Linked DNA regions of Homo sapiens: regions 1 and 3 are each linked to region 2. The links are chromatin contacts, found by Hi-C or POLR2A ChIA-PET in ENCODE. All regions are on one chromosome and are shown on one strand. Each heading gives the region's core, a stretch centred on a gene start or an enhancer-like site at or near the end of the contact. The rest is flanking DNA. Distances are from core to core; before and after follow the strand shown.

Region 1 (2,700 bases), core at 91-2,590, 91 kb before region 2:
CAGTGAAGAGGCAGCAGTAGATGTGGGGAAAGAGGTGGTATTCCCAGCTCCAACTGGAAAAGACTTGAGGCCCATATTAACAGAACAGTAGAAAAAGAAGTGGGAATTAAGCAGGTTTCTTGGTGCCTGCCCTGGTCTTCCCTTAGGCTGCCTTCCCACCTGAGATATTCTGTCCTCTTCTGTAACCCTTCAAGACCACTCTTGCTCATTTTTACCAGATTTCTCCTACATAATGTTAGGTTGGGAAGTCCAAGTCCAATTTCCTTCAGTGTCCACACCCCAACCCATATGAGCCTAGTGACATACTAGTAGACTCAAATATGTCTACCCACCAATAGCCATTTGCCATTTGTGTTCTTTAAAAAATGTGCCCACAAATAAAGGCCAGGAAAATAACACTAGGAAAATCACAGCAGGGATCATGAATCCTTGTTAAGCATCTGGAAATCAGCTTTGTTAAACCACACACTAATTCAGAAAAGTGCTTTGTAGCAAAGCAATCTCAACAGCCCTTATAATTCTATCACTTCCCATCCAGATTCTTCTGCAAGCAAAATTTATTACTATACCATTTATTTGATGAATTAATCAATGTTCAAATGGAAGAGGTTTTGACAATGTCACTATGTTTGATGTTTATACCTGCCCTGAATGCTTGCTCAGAAGAGAAACAGATTTCCCAGTATTTTTTATAACTTACTTTCCCATTGTCTTCAATTAATTTGCTATTATCCCAAGTAGACAGACAACTTCAGTAGTAGCCATCTCCCTACATTTTTAGATCACTGAAAAAAATGGATGAGCAACCCATGAAAATAACTAGCTTACTGAAATGCTTGTCTTTTAAAGAAAGTTGGGATTATTTAAAAAAAAAAAAATGGCCCAGGACCAGTAGCTAGGAGATCTGGGAGAGAGAAGTCATTGCCTTGGTTCTGACACTAAGTAACCCTTTTGCCTTTTGCAGGTAACTTCTCATCTAGGTCCTCAGCATCCTTCTCTGTAAACTGAAGAGTTTAAATGACTCTAAGTTCCTCTCTCTCTCTCTAGATGTTCTCTAACACCAAGTTTATGTGAGTTTCTTTGGCCAGATTTTAACCAGAGACCATCCTCCACGAAGGTCAAAGATAATTAATTCTGAGATAGCAGGAGTTGTTTTTGGCATGTGCAGTCAACCTTTCAAAAAACCAAGAGTTCTCAAGTTAAGCTACCTTCACGAACCTCTTATTAAATTTAAGTATCACTCTCTGTCCCTCCTACTTTGCTATGTTCCTCCACCACCTCCCTCCACCAGAAAAAAAAAAAAAAGATGAGAAAAATCTCTTGTGTTTTCTTCTTTCTTGGTTCTTGGAAAATGGTGTGCAATTACTTCCTCTTCTTCCGTGGCTGCCTCATGTCACCTGTACAAACAAGAACAGAGACAGACCTCAGGCTTCAGGCTTTCCCTAATGGGTATTTTTGTTGTGGGTAGAGATTCACTCTGACTTGGGGCAGTGGAAAGTTGAACACACTTTTCCCAAGGTGACAAGATGCAGTTTAAGGAGTTATGAAAAAACAGCTGCCACGATGACAGGGGCAGAGAACAACTCTGCCGTCCTCCCTCAGTGCTGGGTTCACAGTTAGCCAGGCACCCACGATGCTGTTTGCCTTCAGGTACTCTGCATAGCTAAGAGGAAGCATATTGCTGTGACTCTGAGTGAGTGTCTGCAGGCTACACACAATCCATCAGCAAACTTTGAGACTTTGCAGATGGAGATGAAGAGACCACATCAAATTAGAGAGGAAATAGAAGGGTGGATGTTCAACTAATTGGGGTCATTCTGTGACCTCTTAGCAAATGAATTCATCAGCCTGGTGGAAAAGTACTGGCATATGGATTAGGTTTGAGTAAGCTCATTAGAGGGGCATTATTCTACTGAAATTATAGCATTAGATTTGTAGAATGACTTCTATTCAGCCAACAAGTTGGTACTCCATATTTAATGATCATAAATCTTTGTGTAAGCTCTGCAATTTGTGAAATTTCATTAGCTCATTATCCTTTGTGCTTGTTGCCAAATACTGTCAATGCTACTTTAAAAACTTCTCCTCCATTCCAGAACTTACAGCCCTGGTAGTTCTGGCTTGGTATTCCTGCAGCAAATCCATGCTCCTAATTCCATGATTCACCCTTCAAACCCTGCCACCTTCATCAATTCTATCCTTAACAGTAAACACTAGATATCTTATACTCATTCCATTCTGCTGGAACTCCACTTCTTAGAGGCTATCATGACTGGTGACTTGAAGTCCTGTTTGTGGCCCCTTAATTACACTGATTTCCTAGGATGGCCACCTCTTGATCATGCAGTCCTCATGGCTATCCTTGTATTCATCTCATGCAAAATTTTCAAGATCAAAACTCTGTCTTCTTCGTCTGCTCCTCATCAATCTAGACTACCCCAGTCACTTCAGCCGAGGCTTATTGTTTATCAAGCTTTATGGATTTCACGTTGTTTTCATTGGTGTGTCTACTTCTTTCTCTTCTGTTTTTCCCTTTTTTTTTTTTTTTTTTTTTTGAGACAAGGTCTTTGCCCAGGCTGGAATACGGTGGCACAATCTCAGCTCACTGCGGCCTTGAGCTCCTGGGCTGAAGTCCTCCAACCTCAGTCTCCTGACTAGTTGGCACTAGAGGTGCACACCACCATGCCCAGCTTTTTTTTT
Region 2 (2,700 bases), core at 45-2,544:
TCCATGGGATTTCTAGCCCAGGATCCCTGAGATTTGTCAGTTTGGTTCAATAGGAAGACCTAACAGCTAGGACATTCCAAAAAATCATGATATAGATGGTTTACTTTCAGTGCCTTGACCTACTGTCATGGACCGCTCTGCCACTTCGCCCTGCTGTCTCCTTCCTTCTGGGGCTTCCATGTACCCCCAGGAAAACTCATTTTCCCCTTTCTTGTGTCTTGGGATGGTTTTCAGTGTTTGTCAGTGTGAAAGGAAAATAAATCTCAGGAGCCCACAATGAGTAAGCCAAAGGGAAGTCAAGCTGGGACCTTCCTCCCACTTCGTCCTAAATAAGATAGCTACAATGAGATAACTGCTTCATGATTCGCTAACAAGAAAATTCCTTGTGGACAAAGGACAGACGGACCTCAAAGTCATCCCTCTGCCCAAGTGAGACAAATGCATATCTGATGGCTTCCTTTGCCCTGTTGTTTCCAAACTAAGGCATAGTGATTATTCCTCTCTTCTCCTCTCACAGGTAAATTGTGTATTCAGTGAAAGGCTAATCAGAGACTCAAAAGAATGCAACCATTTGTCTTTTAGCTACCTATGCCCTGGAAGCCCCCTCCCCTGCTTCAACTTGTCCCGCCCTTCCGGACCAAACCGATGTACACCTTACACATATTGATTGATGTTTCATGTCTCCCCAAAATGTATAAAACCAGGCGTGGGTGCCCTGACTACCTTGGGAACATGTCAGGACCTCCTGAGGCTGTGTCAAGGGTGCATCCTTAAACTTGGCAAAATAAACTTTCTGAACGGATTGAGATCTGTCTCAGATACGTTTGGGTTCACACTAGGTGCCTGTGGGCTGATTTCATCCCTGGCAAGTGAAGAGGAGCTGTGGCGAGGGTAGCAGAGGGTTGTCAGGCTTTGCTGAGTGGCAGGGGGAGCAGCCAATAGTGTGGGGATATGGGGGCGGGGGAGGTGTCCTCTCCCCTCCTCCATGACTCCCTGCTGGATCACGCCACCAAAAGACTAGGCACCACCACATGTGTAAATACCTGAGATGCTGGGAAACCATGCAGGCTGGGCTGTGCTAAAACCCTTCGTTTTATTCTGTATCAGGGTAAAGATTGTAAAGAAAAAACTCCCTGATTGTAAAGAAAAAACTCAATTACAATTGGACCCCTAGGCTTCTAAAGGAAAATAGGTGAGAGAGAGAAAGGGGCGTTTTCTAAACTTCATGGCATTCAATGTTCCACAGCTGTGGAAGATTGCAAATGACCTCTGCCTGGGGCTGCCGCTGCTCATCTGGATAGGTGAGTCGGGCGTAGCCAGGCGTGGGTGTGTGCACCAAGGCAGCACAGGGCAGGACAAAGCCCGGCTTGCTCTCATCTGCGTCTCATTGGATTTGCATTATCTAGGTCTTCAGAGGGAGATCCCTCAGCCTCTGAGTCTGCAATGCTATCTGTATCTTACCAGTGGCCTGCAGTAGCAGGAGCCCCATATTGGGTGGTGAATCTACCAGTGACTTCAGTGGTTGGAAACTTGGGAAAGTTTAGGCTACATTAGAGAAGGAGTGGTTCACAGGCAAGCCACTGGCAGGGGTTAAGAGATGAGAAGCACCTGCCAATGATTTGGAAAACACAACTTGCTGGCACCTGCCTGTTCGGCAGTTTCTTTCTGCAGGTTGTGAGCCCCTTTTGTCATTGTCAGGGCCTAAGGGTCCAGGAATCACTGTCTACCTTAGGAGTTTGTTAATAAATCGCCACGGTGAGTTGGGTAATGTTTGAGAGCAAAATGAAATAAAATGTCCTATATGTGTTTAAGCTATAGAAAACTAGGAATGGAAGAAAAAAAAGGCTTTCTGCTCTTGGATCCCAATTTACCTAGTGGGCAGGAAGCCTCCCCAGCACCCCTTCCTCATTTCTGACCAAAGCAGTTAATGGCATTAAATGTCTTCATGTGATCTCACGCTAGAACTGTATTGGAGCAGACATCTGGCAACAATTTATTGGCGCACAGGATAAATTTTCAGAAAACCAAGTTGCAGTTCTGAGAAACTTCACAAATCCACCTTCCTGCCCACCCACTTCAAAGCCCCTCACCCTCTCGGCAACTGTTCACCCTCCCACACTGGCACCTCAGACGCCTGCAATAACCTCCGACGAACTTGTCGGACAGCCCTAATCTCCTAACAAGGGAAATGCAAAGAGCTCAAGACAGAGATCAACACTCTGGACGGGGATTTCCAGGCCCAGATCAGCACCCTGCTGAGACATGCTGTCTGGAAAATCAGAAATGTGATGTGGGAGTGCACAGCCCCGCGGCCCCCTCACCTGGCCATGCAACCGCCTCTCCATCCAAGCCAGTGGTCAGGCAGGGAGGAAGGACACTCACCTGTAAGCTATTTAGACGTGGCCTCACCTTGTGGGGTTTCCACAGAATGGATGTCTTCCAGAGTATCTCATCATCATGACTGGCGATGATGAGGAGCTAAGGATCTCCCTCTCGGGTGGGTGGGAACTCACTTCGCAAGAATGGTGGCTCTGGTTTGGAGACTCTCTGGGCTGGTTGGCTGCTGGGAAGGCTGTCAAAGGTGAGCAGGCAGCATCATACCTGACCAATGAATGGCAACAGCCAGGACTGCTGGGAAGTGTGGGTGCAATTGCTGGCAAGAGCCACCTTTTTTTTCTGGTGAGTGGGCGTTCAGAGGCA
Region 3 (2,700 bases), core at 59-2,558, 74 kb before region 2:
TAACCCTTAACACTGTGCCAGGTGGGGATGTTGGACCCAGTGGGGATTACAGTTTTGCTATCTGTGTGTAAGAACAATGCTCAGAACAGTGTGCAGCATGGGTTGTGCAGTGCACGACAGGGGCATGTGTGAGCACTCAGCAGATTATTGGAACTCCTTGGAAAACTGGACCAAGACCTCCAAGGCAGAAGGGTGCTTGGGGATATCACTGGAACTGTGAAATAACCATACATAAAAACTAAGACATTGTGATCAAAGTACATAATGTGCTGGCTAGTTTTTATTTTTATATTGGTTTATATTTTATTTTGTTTCCCATCTCTTGTCACTCCAACTTATTTGAAGCACTATTGTCAAGAATGACATTTTAAAGCATAATTTGCTGGCCAAGTTACAAATACTGCTCACCCTTGCTTCCACTCCAAACAAACAAACAAACAACAGCAACAACAAATGCTCCCATTTTCTATACTATGTCCAACATCCTCTAGTCTGCCATCTGCAAGCCTTCATGAGTGGGTAGTTCCAGGGATATTTCTCATTAGTCTCTTTCACAAACAGGTCCAGCAAAGAGAATTACTGACCCTTGCTCTCACGCTTTCTGCACTCTCCTGGCCTTGGGACTGTGCTCCTTTTGTTTACCTTCTCTCATTTTTTCTAGCTCCAATCCTGCCGGTCCTTCAGGGCTCAGATCCAATGCATGCCTTCCACAGTGCCCTTCCCACACCGCTCAGCTGGATGCAAACTCTTCCTTTTCTGTGGCTCCTTGTGTTTTTTTTATGAGGTTTTACCACTTTCCATCTTCTGCACTTATAATTTGTATGCATGGGTCATCTCCACTTATTAAGGATAAACCCCCTGCAGGCTGAAGCTTGGCCTGATATAACATTGCTTTTCTGGGCAGGACCAACCATGTGTTAGGGAAAATATTTATTCAATAAAAGAAAGAATAAAAACCAGCAGAAGGAACATTTCTATTTTTTTGCTCCTCACCACTGCCTCAGGGAGAACTAGGTGAGGTGTTTTGGGGTAGGAGAGAAGGGAGAAATAAGTGAGCTACCATATTTAAAGGTGACTAATGCTTTCCAAAGGAAATGAAAGCTTTGCAGTCATTACTATTTTGCAAAGCTTTATTTTCCCACTTAGGGGAGAGCTCTTCAATTTTGCAATCTGAAAAATAACTAAAAGCAACCACCACATGTAAGGCGGTCCCCACGGTCTCAGGAACTATTTTTAGGTCATTTGAACATGGTTTCGGCGGTGAAATGCTTCTCCAGCTCAGCTTCAGTGCCGTTTTCCTGACTCATGTTCGTTTCTCACGCTCCCTCTGGCCCGAGCCCATGCTCTTTACCTCATTCGTGTTATGCCATTTCCCCATTTGACTGTCCAAACTGGCACATCTGACAGTGGGCCCATAGCCACTTCCCTAAAACGTCTCCATGGGTGTCTGCAGTTTGTAGAACTTCATGGCCATCTGTGGCTGTGAGGAGCCAGGGGCCCTGGAAACTGCGTAAGGGTGGGGTTGGCAGGCACCAAAGAGTCTGAGCTCCTCTAACCAGGGCGTGAGCAGAAATAGAGATGCTTCCATCAACAGGATCACATCAAACACCCTCCTTTAAGTGTCTATATTTGATTTGTTCTAGCAAAAATGGGGCTTAGTGGACCAAATACCAACTTAGCATTTTTCATGAAGGACGAAATCCCAAACCACCTCAGCTCCCCACTGGGCACTGGGGCTCACCCAGTCACGTTCCTGCTGGTGACAGGTCTCCATCCCTTCCCTCCACTCCCTTCATTACCAGTACTTTAATGTCTAATCCAAGCACATAGAGCTGGGAACAACACGTGAAAGATTTCAAAGTGCAGAGCTAGGTCAAGCTTTGTGCATGCCCATCCATCCAGCATTTAGCTGAATGGTTTTGCACACACTGGGAATTGAACAAATACCTGGCCATGTAAACACAGTGGAAAGACAACTGGATTTGGAGAGAGGAGACCTCAGTTTTAGTTGGCTCAAGTACCAGCTTTGCATCTCTACCCCACCTCTGCCATATGACCATGGGCATGTCATCTACCCTACTGGAGATTTAGTTTTCCAATGCTAAGTCATCTCTAAGTCACCTCCCATTGTTCACACTCTCTGATTTTATTTGTGGATTGACTGATGTTATCATCAGTTGGCTAACATCAACTCCCCTGAGTTACCAGCAATGCCACCAACTGGTCTACCTGTCTTGTTCCTCTTCAGTCTAATGTCCACACTTCAGCCAGAATCATCTTTCTAATCAGCTTTCTTACATAAACCACATCATTTCATTCCTCTGATTATAACACTTTTCTACAGAAAAGCACTTGGTTTAAAAGTCCAAACGCACTAATGTGGATTTACGACCTGGCTTTACCCTGTCCTCCAATTCAGCCATACCCTCAGCTCCTCCAGCCCTTTGCAGATGCTGTTTTTTCTGCCTGAAGGTCTTTTCCATGTCTCTTTTGACCTATTCTTATTCATTCCTTGGGCCTCAGCTTAGACAGTGCTTCCCTTTAAGAAGCCAGTCCTGCACATCTCTCTGTGTGCCCATAGCATCCTGGGCTTATGCCTATTACAGTCCTATCACCCTGTCTCCCACTGTCTGTTATGCTCCTCTTTCCCGGACAGCCTCTAAAGGTAGCAGGTTTCCTGAACTTCACTGTATCCTCCAT

Evidence for each region. A loop is a pair of places that touch in the nucleus more often than their neighbours do. ChIA-PET counts read pairs that join two places held with the same protein, here RNA polymerase II (POLR2A). Pooled maps may share reads with other maps.
Region 1: a map of naive thymus-derived CD4-positive, alpha-beta T cell shows a loop between it and region 2 (1.8-fold over the local background). The contact joins two enhancer-like sites. A Hi-C loop is called at or near these places in 10 of 168 maps with a recorded cell type or tissue (Calu3, HepG2, K562 and 7 more) and 14 of 50 pooled maps. POLR2A ChIA-PET finds 5 or more read pairs at or near these places in 5 of 52 experiments (MCF 10A, activated CD4-positive, alpha-beta T cell, activated CD8-positive, alpha-beta T cell and 1 more).
Region 3: a pooled map shows a loop between it and region 2 (4-fold over the local background). The contact joins two enhancer-like sites. A Hi-C loop is called at or near these places in 1 of 168 maps with a recorded cell type or tissue (GM11168) and 4 of 50 pooled maps. POLR2A ChIA-PET finds 5 or more read pairs at or near these places in 3 of 52 experiments (Panc1, activated CD8-positive, alpha-beta T cell and activated naive CD4-positive, alpha-beta T cell).

What each region holds. Positions count from the first base shown.
Region 1 is chr6:11,713,116-11,715,815 of GRCh38, forward strand. It overlaps ADTRP (androgen dependent TFPI regulating protein), which reads right to left. Exons shown (of 6, transcript NM_032744.4): 6 at 408-1,397. The coding sequence ends at 1,363. Among named protein-coding and RNA genes, the nearest start is that of ADTRP, 64 kb to the right of the region's middle. RefSeq lists an enhancer at 1,261-1,410. Within about 2 kb of position 1,341, at least 4 of the 41 ENCODE cell types and tissues checked have a DNase peak (open chromatin) inside an H3K27ac peak, as active enhancers do.
Region 2 is chr6:11,804,502-11,807,201 of GRCh38, forward strand. It overlaps LOC107986567 (a long non-coding RNA gene), which reads right to left. Exons shown (of 3, transcript XR_001743970.2): 3 at 2,139-2,700. Among named protein-coding and RNA genes, the nearest start is that of ADTRP, 27 kb to the left of the region's middle. Within about 2 kb of position 1,295, at least 4 of the 41 ENCODE cell types and tissues checked have a DNase peak (open chromatin) inside an H3K27ac peak, as active enhancers do.
Region 3 is chr6:11,730,988-11,733,687 of GRCh38, forward strand. The region is part of intron 4 of ADTRP (androgen dependent TFPI regulating protein); the gene reads right to left. LOC124901258 (a long non-coding RNA gene) reads left to right here. Exons shown (of 2, transcript XR_007059452.1): 2 at 1-260. Among named protein-coding and RNA genes, the nearest start is that of ADTRP, 46 kb to the right of the region's middle. RefSeq lists enhancers at 1,101-1,400, 1,681-1,770. Within about 2 kb of position 1,309, at least 17 of the 41 ENCODE cell types and tissues checked have a DNase peak (open chromatin) inside an H3K27ac peak, as active enhancers do.